Linked DNA regions of Homo sapiens: region 2 is linked to region 1. Evidence: chromatin contacts called from ENCODE Hi-C or POLR2A ChIA-PET data. All regions are on one chromosome and are shown on one strand. Each heading gives the region's core, a stretch centred on a gene start or an enhancer-like site at or near the end of the contact. The rest is flanking DNA. Distances are from core to core; before and after follow the strand shown.

Region 1 (5,581 bases), core at 1,176-3,675:
TGCTTGACTTACTTCACGTAACATGATGACTTCCAGTTCCATCCATGTTGCTACAAATGACAAGATTTTATTTTTTTTAAATGGCTGAATAATATTCCATGGTGTATATGTAACTTATTTTCTTTAATATCCAAATACATATAAGAAAAATGTAGGTGAAGCTTTTGGAACCTAAAGACTCAACAGTCTTGATCCTTAATCTGTGACTTCCTTCCAGTGTAATCTTTTTTTTTTTTTTTTTGGGCGGGGTAACCCTTTCATTTCTTCAATTTTGTAAAAGGGCCAGGTGTGGTGGCTCACGCCTGTAATCTCAGCACTTTAAGAGGCCAAAGCGGCCTAACGCTGACACAGAATCACTTGAACTAGAAAGGCGGAGGTTGCAGTGAGCCAGGATCGCACCACTGCCCTCCAGCCTGGGCCACAGAGCGAGATTTGGTCTCAAAAGAAAAAAAGAAAACCTTAGTAACTTTATACTTGTATCTTATTTATATCTATTATTTATATCTATCTATGCCATTTTAATGTTCAATGAGGACTAAACCTTAAATTGGGTATTCAAGAAGTAGAAATAGTAGCAACCATGGAAAAATGTTAGTTTTGTCTGAAATGACAAATTATTCTTAGTAAAATAAAAAATTTTTTAGTGAGAATAATAACTATTTTGCTTAGCTTTTCTGTGTCTTGCATACACATGCTATTTGGGAAAAATACTATGAAGCTTAGACATCTTTAGACTGACTATATTACCTTTGAAATTTTATTATTTTTTAATAATTCCTTGGTTGACAATAAAAATACTATCCCTTTTACACTTTTTTTTTTTTTTTTTGAGATGGAGTCTTGCTCTGTTGCCCATGCTGGAGTAGTTCAAGTGATTTCCTGCCTCAGCCTCTCAAGTAGCTGGGACTACAAGCATGCGCAACAACGCCTGGCTGATCTTTGTATTTTTTAGTAGAAACAGGCTTTCACCAGGTTGGCCACACTGGTCTCAAACTCCTGACCTCAGGTGATCTGCCCACCTTAGCCTCCCAAAGTGCCGGGATTACAAGCATGAGCCACCACGCCTGGCCTACTAAATTTTTAAGGGAAAAAAAGTAATGAGTATTTGATTTGGAATTCCTCAAATGGTCCCTCCCTGCAAGGGAATGTAAAATGCTGATCCATGTTGCAGTAGTGATTGAGAGTAGAAAGGTTAAGCCAACAGAAGACACATTTCATGACTCGAGTTAGAGAAGACATAAAAAGAAACCATGAACAGACTGTGAGGTGTAAAATTAGAAATTTGGAGAGATCCACCAGTCACAGTGGCTCACGCCTGTAAACCCAGCACTTTGGGAGGCCAAGGTGGGCGGATCATGAGGTCAGGAGATCAAGGCCATCCTAGCTAACATGGTGAAACGCCATCTCTGCTAAAAATACAAAAAACTGGCTGTGGCACGTACCTGTAGTCCCAGCTACTCGGGAGGCTGAGGCAGGAAAATCTTTTGAACCCAGGAGGTGGAGGTTGCAGTGAGCTGAGATCGCACCACTCCAGCCTGGGCGACAAAGTGAGACTCTGTCTCAAAAGAAATTCGGAGAGATTTAAAGTAACCTTTTATTTTTTGAGACAGAGTCCCGCTCTGTCACCCAGGCTGGAGTACAGTGGTGCAATCTCGGCTCACTGCAACCTCCGCCTCCCGAGATCAAGTGATTCTCCTGCCTCAGCCTCCCAAGTAGCTGGGATTACAGGCATGCACCACCATGCCCTGCTAATTTTTATATTTTTAGTAAGAGACGGGGTTTAGCCATGTTGGCCAGGCTAGTCTCGAATGCCTGACCTCAGGTGATGCACCCATCTTGACCTCCCACAGTGCTGTGATTACAGGCGTGAGCTACCACGCCCAGCCTAAACTAACCTTTTACAAAGATCTAATCTTCCATCTCATTTTTGTGCTTAGACTTTTGAAATCTTTTAATTCAAGAAGTCCAGGAGTCCTGAGGAAAAAAAATGACAATGTGCTTTTATTTTTTTTCTTGTTAAAAAAAAACAACATTGGTAAATCGTTTTCATTAAATAGACCTTTGTGATTTTACTGATTTACATGAGTGGCACTAAATTACATGATTTATAAGGCTTGACACAGGAAGGATACACTGAGGTATATGGTAAGAAAAGGGATATGAATACTAGAGAAATGTTAAATTGATAACTAAGGCACACTTTCGGATGTGAATCATAAATCTACCACTGTGGCTAGAACAGCCTATATGTACATGGATTCTGAAAGACATGATCAGTTGCTGGTAAAAGTAGAGAGGGCCTGGGCTTCTGCCAGTCCCCTGGTACTTCCCACACCACTTCAGAGAAAAAGCATCATGACACAAGCACAGTAGATGGTAGAGGCCCCCAGCACTGAGTCAGGTGAAGCTACATGGTTCGCTGTTTAGTTACGTTTCCAGTACTTGGTTTAATTTCACAGTGAGGGAGTCGGTTGGTGATCTCTAAGAAATCCCCAAGCACCTGGTGTTGGGAAAGTCCCTCAAATAAAGAAGTGTTCTTTTCTTTTTTTTTCCTCTCTCTCTCTTTCTATTTATTTATTTTTTGAGATGGAGTCTTGCTCTGTCACCCAGACTGGAGTGCAGTGGCAGGATCTCAGCTCACTGCAACCTCCACCTCCTGGGTTCAAGCGATTCTCCTGCCTCAGCCTCCCGAATAGCTGGGATTACAGACACCCACCACCACGCCCAGCTAATTTTTGTATTTTTAGTAGAGACGGGGTTTCACTATGTTTTGTCAGGCTGGTCTCGAACTCCCAACCTCAGGTGATCCACCCATCTCAGCCTCCCAAAGTGCTGAGATTACAGGCGCAAGCCGCAGCGCCCAGCCAAGAAATGTTCTTTAAACATCACAAATAAACATACTGCATCAGGGACTTGTAGGGACAAGACTGATTAACCAGGGGCTGAAATCCCCATATCAGAAACCCCAGACAGTTAAAAATAGTAAGATATCACTGTAAGAACAATTTAAAGAAAAACAAGTTTACGGCAAAACAGACTACAAATCAATTTCATTATAACTAAAACTCCTTAATTTAAAAATACAGTACTAGAAGATCATCCACCCAGAGATTTGTATTTAGTAGGACCTAGATTTGCTAGTGTTGGGGAGACACTTCATACAGTGACTGGAAAGCAGCACCAGAGATTACATAAAATGAAAATATTAGTACTGCCACAGGACTTTCAAAAAGGAGGGGGAAAATTAATGAAAGTGACATGCATCAAACAAATCAAGAGGCAGTGTTGAGGTCATCTCCACGGAGCTGTAAACTCAGAAGTGTTTCCTGGTCATATATGGTCAATTAGGGTCAAGTCTGAAATCATCTAGATAATGACCTAGTTTTCCAGCTCACTCAGAGCTAAAATCCATAACACTATCATACTTTCCTTTTAATTTATGAGATGGAGTCTTGCTCTGTCGCCCAGGTTGGAGTACAGTGGCGCCATTTCGGCTCACTGCAACCTCTGCCTTCCAGGTTCAAGCAATTCTCCTGCCTCAGCCTCCGGAGTAGCTGAGACTACAAGCGCATGCCACCACACCCAACTAATTTTCATATTTTTAGTAGAAACGGCGTTTCACCACGTTGACCAGGCTGGTCTTGAACTCCTGACCTCAGGTGATCCAGCCGCCTAAGCCTCCCAAAGTGCTGGGATTACAGGCGTGAGCCACTGCACCCAGCCATCACACTTTCTTTTTTTGTTATTGTTTTTCTTTTGTTGTTTTCCTATTTCTACCATCACACCTTCAAGGATAAATTTGCTGGTTGCATTCACATATTCATAACCAGTTCCCCTGGTTATTCCACCTATTGCAGATTAAATCACGTATATCAATCCCAACATCTTAGAGGAATACAGTCTTTTCATGTTACCCAACAGAGGGGTTGAGAGAGTGGAGGAAGGAGGCCTCTTTTAATGGGTTTTTTTTTTTTTTTTTTTGAAACGCAGTCTTGCTCTGTCACCCAGGCTGGACAGCAATGGTGTGATCCTGGCTCACTGCAACCTCCGCCTCCCAGATTCAAGCGATTCTCTTGCCTCAGCCTCCCAGGAAGCTGGGATCACAGGTGCCCACCACCACACCCGGCTATTTTTTGTATTTTTAGTAGAGGCGGGGTTTCACCGTGTTGGCCAGGCTGGTCTCGAACTCCTGACCTCAGGTGATCCACCAGCCTTGGCCTCCCAAAGTGCTGGGATTACAGGCATGTGCCACCCCACCCGGCCTTAATGGCCATTTTCTTAAAGAGAAATAGTGTTTCTTCAAAAGTCATCATCAAGCGAAGGTCTTGGCGAGGATATCTTCATGCTGGTGCAAGTGAACTGTGCCAATTCCTACAGCGGGTACTGGCAAAGGGGGCCGGCCCACCAGACGGAGCTATAAGTGCAGCAGAGAAGAAATAAAATGACATTTTGACTAGATCAGAGCTCTGCTTAGTTCCAACAAGACAGTGCATGTATTTCTCTTAGCTTGTTTAACCATAAATCACCTCTTTCAAATAATGAGTTACGCAGAAGAGATTAGAGGGACAGGGCTCCGTGCCTCAATGCCTGTAATCCCAGCGCTTTGGGAGGCCGAGGTGGGCGGATCACGAGGTCAGGAGATTGAGACTATCCTGGCTAACATGGTGAAACCCCGTCTCTACTAAAAATACAAAAAAAATTTAGCTGGGTGTGGTGGCGGGCGCCTGTAGTCCCAGCTACTTGGGAGGCTGAGGCAGGAGAATGGCGTGAACCCGGGGGGCGGAGCTTGCAGTGAGCTGAGATTGCGCCACTGCACTCCAGCCTGGGCAACAGAGTGAGACTCTGTCTCAAAAAAAAAAAAGAAAGAAAGAAAGAAAAGAAAAACAACATGCACACAAAACACAAAACACTACCAGAGAAAACGTGTGATTACCTTGCAGGCCAGCTGCTTTTCAAACCTTGGAGAAACAAACGACCACGGACCCATGTTCTGAGGTTCCTCCTGACTCCAAATATGATCTATGAGAGAAGAAATTCTTTCAGCACCTCAAGTAGACACATGCAGACGGTCCCCAATTTACTATGATCCCACCTACGATGGAGTTTTCAACTTTACGATGGTGTGAAAGGGATTCACATTCACTAGAAACTGTACTTCAAGTACCCATACAACAGTTCTGTTTTTCACTGTTGGTACAGTATTCGATAAATTATCTGAGATATTCAACACTTCATTATGAAATGTAATAGATTTTGTGTTAAATGATTGTGCCCAACGATAAGCTAATGTGAGTGTTCTGAGCATGTTTAAGGCAGGCTAGGCTAAGCTGTGTTTTGTAGTTTAGGTGTATTCAATGCATTTTCTTTTTTCTTTTTTAAGTTCTGGGGTACACATGCAGGATGTGCAGGTTTGTTATGCAGGTAAATGTGTGCCACGGAGGTTTGCTCCTCAGATCATCCATCACCTAGGTATTAACCCAGCATCCATTAGCTGTTCTGCCTGATGCTCTCCCTCCTCCCCCATGACCCTCGGACAGGCCCCATATATGTACCAAATTTTCTTTCTTTTTTTTTTTTTTTT
Region 2 (5,581 bases), core at 1,278-3,777, 280 kb before region 1:
GCAACAGACCGAGACTCCATCTCAAAAAAAAAAGAAAATGAAAGAGGCCAGGCGCGGTGGCTTATGCCTGTAATCCCAGCACTCTGGGAGGCCAAGGTGGGTGGATCACGTGAGGTGAGGAGTTTGAGACCAGCCTGGCCAACATGGTAAAACACCGTCTCTACTAAAAATATAAAAATTAGCTGGGCGTGGTGGGACACACCTGTAATCCCAGCTACTCAGGAGGCTGAGGCAGTAGGATCACTTGAACACAGGAGGTGGAGGCTGCAGTGAGCCAAGATTGCACCACTGCACTCCAGCCTGGGTGACAGAGTGAGAGTCTCTCTCAAAAAAAAAAAAAGAAAAAAAAAAAAGAGTCAGCCAATCACACCCTTGAGGAGGAATTTGTTTTCATTTTTCCCAGGATATGTGTTTCCCGGGGGGGAAGTACCTAGAGCTTGAATCATTGTAAAATGCTCAAGCAAATCACCTATTTGGATGATGCTGGTCAACTTGGACCACAGCTGGAAATGGGAAAGTAAATCTCCTCCTAGATTTCATATTCAATCAACCAGCTCAACCAGCTCTTTCTCCATCCTTGGATGAAGACTGTATTGCAGGAGCTGGTTACTCCCTGCCCTCAGGGTCTCAGAGAGGCTTCCAGAAGAAGGGGCTACCATGAAGTAATGGAGGAGGGAGCTGGAGAGAAGGGACCTAGAGTCAGAGAAGACAACACTGTGGCTCAGCAGAGCAGACAGGGATGGGGGAGAAGGCAACCATGGGGGCGTTCCCAGAGACGCTTCAGTGAGAAGGAAACTTCTAGCTTGAGGTAGGGGATGGTGAGGAAAGAAATGTGAAAAGGAAGGCTGGTATGATTTCCTGGAGTTCCCTTCCCCTGGCAGTGGGAGCTTCTGGGTTTTAAGCTGGGGCTGGGTGACAGGATCCCATGGGCAACTGAGTCCAGTCCTCACGGCGGCTCTGCCCGCCCTGCCAGGCCTCCTGCCCTGGGTTCCTCAAGCCTGGACTGAAAGAAGTCATGGAGAGGTCTGGCCATGAACGCAGGGCATGAGAGAGGCTGGAGGGTGGCTGTGCAGGAAGATGGAGATGAGAGGGGCATTTTACAGTATAAGGAGGGTGATAGGCAGCAGGGACAGAGGAAGAGGAGAAGGCAAAATGGAAATTGGCATGGGGGTGGGGTCTGAAGGAGCAGGACTCTTGGAAGTGCAGCAGAGGGAGCCTTCCCTAGAAAGAAAGCAAGTCTGCGGTATCAAGATGTGAAGCAGTGACGTCACCCTAGGTGGCCTCGATCTCCTCTATAAAAGGTCAGAGAAAATGGGGAACAAGTTGTACTGTAAGGGAAAGAGCTAGAATAGCCCACATAAGGACAACTGGAGGCACAGACTTATTACGCAGCAATGGAGGATGCCCAGGGAGATTTGGACGCATGACTTTACAGAGTTCAATACCTTGATTTTTTTTTTTTTTTTTTTTTTTTTTTTTTGAGACAGGGTCTCATTTTGTCACCCAGGCTGGAGTGTAGTGGCGTGATCTTGGCTCACTGCAACCTCCGCCTCCCCGGCTCAACCAATTCTTGTGCCTCAGCCTCCCAAGCAGCTGAGACTACAGACTTGCACCACCATGCCCTGATAATTTTTGTGGAGGGTTTGTTTTTTGTTTTTTGTAGAGACAGGGTCTTCCTATGTTGCCCAGGCTGGTCTCGAACTCCTGAGCTCAAATGATCCACTTCAGCCTCCCAAAGTGCTGGGATTACAGGCATGAGCCACCACATCTGGCCAACAGCTTAATTAAAAAAACAATAACAATAAAAAGCTTTTGCCAGATATTAACTAGTATTTTCTTCTTGTTTTATGGGTTTTTACACTGAACTTTCTAATACCTGGAATTTGTTTTGGTGTTTGGCGCGACATGACGGTCCTGAACCAGGGAGGGAGCTGTTTCCCCAGGGGTATCTGGAAACAAGTCAGAAACAAACTTCCACGGGGTAGGAGTCAGGGAAGCTGAATGTCCGGAGTGCACAGCACAAACCTGAGCAAGGAAAGATCATCTTGGCTGTGGTGCCAATGGAACTGCCACTGAGAAACACAATGAGCTGTTTTCTTCCCAACAAGCCAACCGCTAATCCCAGCACCATTTGATTGATGCACCCATTCAATCCTACACGCGACAAGAAATGCTGAGTGTCTCCTCAAAGCCCAGTCCTCTTCCAAGCAGCACTGGTACAAACAAATCAGATGCTCGCATTTGCCCTTTCTCCCGTCGATTTCAAAACCTTCACATAAAAACGCCATTTAAGTGCTCTGAAATTCATAAACAACTTTAAAGGGCTGGCAAATTATTGCTAAGCAGAAGTCTCGTTGGTCCTGATAAGAAGTACTTGTAATAAATGTTTAACAACGCATGCCAATATTAAAGCTAAGTGTTTGTTCTTGTAAAGCAGATTAAACAATATGACCATGTCATGCTGATATCACGGGTTTGCTCAACAAACTCCTGTCTCATAGATACTGGCTCCAGCCAACTTCGGTCTAACCCTGTTGACTGTCACTTGGCATTCCAAATGTATGAGGGTCTTGATTAATGACGTTTCACTGGTTTCACTTATATAACAAGACAATTTCAGGTGTTAATTGTCCTATCTGTTTATACGTGCTAGACTGTGGCTAATTTTTAAAGACGGGCGCTTAGTAATGTGGGCATTGAGTCAATACACAGAAAGTCTAAGCAAACAGCGGAGTTTTCTCGTTAGTTCACTGCCTGTCTCTGGACTGAACATGGTGCATATTACAGCTGTATCACTGTGTCACCCATAAAGAACATGACTCCGAGGCTCGCTGATGAGTGCAACTGTTTCCTGGGCATTATGTCTGCACTAGAGATGAAATATTACTTTACAAAGTCCCCACATCTCTGACCATGGGCATGGAACTTAAACGCTTTAGGTCTGCAAAATGAGCTGGCTGGGCTGAAGCCAGCTGTGGAAACCCCCAGAAGGAGGTATGGGGAGTGCCTATTTTTAGAATTTCCAAAGACACAACAGAAACTACACATTTACCCACAATACGATGGCTCAGGCTAAACCACATTTGGTTGAATGATGTCAATTCAACATGCAGTGACCAGTCTTACCCCCAGAACAGAAGCCTCTTTGGCAGCTGGGTCTCTCCTTTATCAACAAAAATTTAAAGGAAATTACTTAATGCTCAAAAATACAGTTTTCCAGCCAGGCGCGGTGGCTCATGTCTATAATCCCAGCACTTTGGGAGGCTGAGGCAGGCGGATGGAGGTCAGGAGTTCAAGACCAGCCCGACCAACATGGAGAAACCCCATTTCTACTAAAAATACAAAAATTAGCCAGGTGTGGTGGCGCATGCTTGCAGTCCCAGCTTCTCGTGAGACTGAGGCACGAGAATCACCCACGAGGCAGAGGTTGCAGGGAGCTGAGATCATGCCACTGCACTCCGGTCTGGGTGACAGAGTGAGACTCCATCTCAAAAAAAAAAAAAATTTTTAAAAACACAGTTTTCTTGGTCATTACGGATTAAAATCTAAGGTCCCTTACGTTCTAAAACTCTATCATTCTAACTTTCAAAGGAAGTTATTCATACCAAGAATAACTCAATCTCAGCATCACCCTGTACAATACATAATGAACAGTAACAAACAGCTTTCTCTCCTAGCTTTCCTACACTTGTTTAAATCTTTGCAACTAATTAAGGTGTACCTATTTATAAGGCATACCATATTTCCAAAAAGAATTAGACACAACTGTATATTCTCTGAAGATACTAAGAAAAGGTCTGGATTTGCCCAGTTAGGAGTTTCTTCCTCAATTTCTTGCTTTTAGAAAAGCTCAAATAAGGCCGGGCGCAGGGGCTCACGCCTGTAATCCCAGCACTCTGGGAGGCCAAGGTGGGCGGATCACCTGAAGTCAGGAGTTCGAGACCAGCCCAACCAATATGGAGAAACCCTACCTCTACTAAAAATACAAAATTAGCTGGGCGCGGTGGCGGACACCTGTAATCCCAACTACTGGGAAGGCTGAGACAGGAGAATCACTTGAACCTGGGAGGCGGAGGTTGCGGTGAGGTGAGATCACACCATTGCACTCCAGCTGGGGCAACAAGAGCGAAACTCAGTCTCAAAAAAAAAAAGAAAAAGAAAAGCTCAAAAAACTACATGCCCATTTTTGTCTCTTTTATCTTTTTTCTTTTTTTTTTTTCCAAAAGCAACAGGAAAGTTTTCAATTGGCCCCAGTACTACCACCTGCCACAAGATATCAAGAACTGGGAAACCAGGGACCTGCTCTGTGACATGGATGAGTCTCACGTCTGCAATGGTAACATCAGGGCCAAAACAACCACCCTACTTCAAGGCCTATTATGGAAGAACAGTTGAGATGCTGATGGGGGAAAAAACACACTTAGAAGTTCAATGCATTATACAATATAGTTGTTACAATACAAATTATTATTAATAAAATTATTTTAAAGTATACTGAATTTTTTGCAAATCAAATATTTTTAAATGCATTAACAGGGAGGTTTCTATCCCCATTCTCTGCAGGAATTCTATGGTGCACGCCTTCATAAATGAAAAATAAATCACCTAAAAAACCAATTCTGCATCCCAGATTTACATTCAATAGTAAATTTTGAGTCTTTATAGAATAGCTGTTCATGTAAATACTTCAAGAGACAATTTTTTGAGTGCCCACTCTTCTGGAAACTGAGCTAAGAAACATCATCAATCATCTCACTGAATCCTCACAAGTAAAGTGGGATCGATTATCACCTTTATCCAAGAAAGACAGGTGGGCACGGAGCGAGGACTCACCCAAGGTCCCACACCCATGAAGGGGTGAACAACGTCCACCTGAAACCAGAACCGGTGTTCTAAGCCATTCTGCAGTTCTGCAGGGCAGATGTCCATGTGAACACAAGCTGGCAAGCGGATGCCAACTTGTTGTAAATCACTTTCAAACACCAGCTCACAACTTTTCACTGCATCTGGCTTCACGTGTCCAACGTGGTCCTCAGATCGCATCATTAGGGCTTCTGCCTTCTTCCTGAGTACTTCCACACATTTGCTGCTTGTTCCTTTTCTGCTAACAAACAGATCAACATAAATTGCTTAAGTAGACAATGCAGGCAAAACAAGAAAGCAAAACCGAAGGGAAAAAGGAAAAAAAAAAGCCTGCTTGCAGGTTATAATCCTGGAGCCGTATTTCTGCCAGAATGATGTATCTTATTCTAGCCCTGGAGAGCTCCAGGCTGAGGTCTCTCCAATCCACGCAATTCTGCGCATCTGGAACTCATCACCTTTTGCCCACATAAACCTGGTCCTGTGTATATCCTCAGTAGAAGGCACCAATCACCAATTACCCAAGCAGGAGACCTGTTAGCCCTTCACTTCCAACTGATGCTCCTAAATCCAAAATGATCCCAATGAAGTGACTGCCTCAGGGATCCTTTTGTCTATCCTGCCCCTCCAACCCCACTGCTGATTTGGGGCACTAACCTCTCCCTGACTCCCCTGTTCCAGGACTCCACGAGCAATTTAACTGGAATCCCTAACGCCAGTC

The links. Hi-C counts contacts between places; a loop is a spot of excess contacts on that map. ChIA-PET counts read pairs that join two places held with the same protein, here RNA polymerase II (POLR2A). Pooled maps may share reads with other maps.
Region 2: a pooled map shows a loop between it and region 1 (5-fold over the local background). The contact joins two enhancer-like sites. A Hi-C loop is called at or near these places in 4 of 50 pooled maps. POLR2A ChIA-PET finds 5 or more read pairs at or near these places in 2 of 52 experiments (activated B cell and common myeloid progenitor, CD34-positive).

What each region holds. Positions count from the first base shown.
Region 1 is chr10:12,119,620-12,125,200 of GRCh38, reverse strand. DHTKD1 (dehydrogenase E1 and transketolase domain containing 1) reads right to left here. Exons shown (of 17, transcript NM_018706.7): 16 at 4,934-5,019; 17 at 1,980-4,414. The coding sequence ends at 4,313. Among named protein-coding and RNA genes, the nearest start is that of SEC61A2, 7.3 kb to the left of the region's middle. RefSeq lists enhancers at 2,483-2,572, 3,313-3,362, 3,423-3,562. Within about 2 kb of position 2,425, at least 4 of the 41 ENCODE cell types and tissues checked have a DNase peak (open chromatin) inside an H3K27ac peak, as active enhancers do.
Region 2 is chr10:12,402,622-12,408,202 of GRCh38, reverse strand. The region is part of intron 1 of CAMK1D (calcium/calmodulin dependent protein kinase ID); the gene reads right to left. Among named protein-coding and RNA genes, the nearest start is that of CAMK1D, 56 kb to the right of the region's middle. RefSeq lists an enhancer at 2,896-3,005 and a silencer at 3,136-3,185. Within about 2 kb of position 2,527, at least 3 of the 41 ENCODE cell types and tissues checked have a DNase peak (open chromatin) inside an H3K27ac peak, as active enhancers do.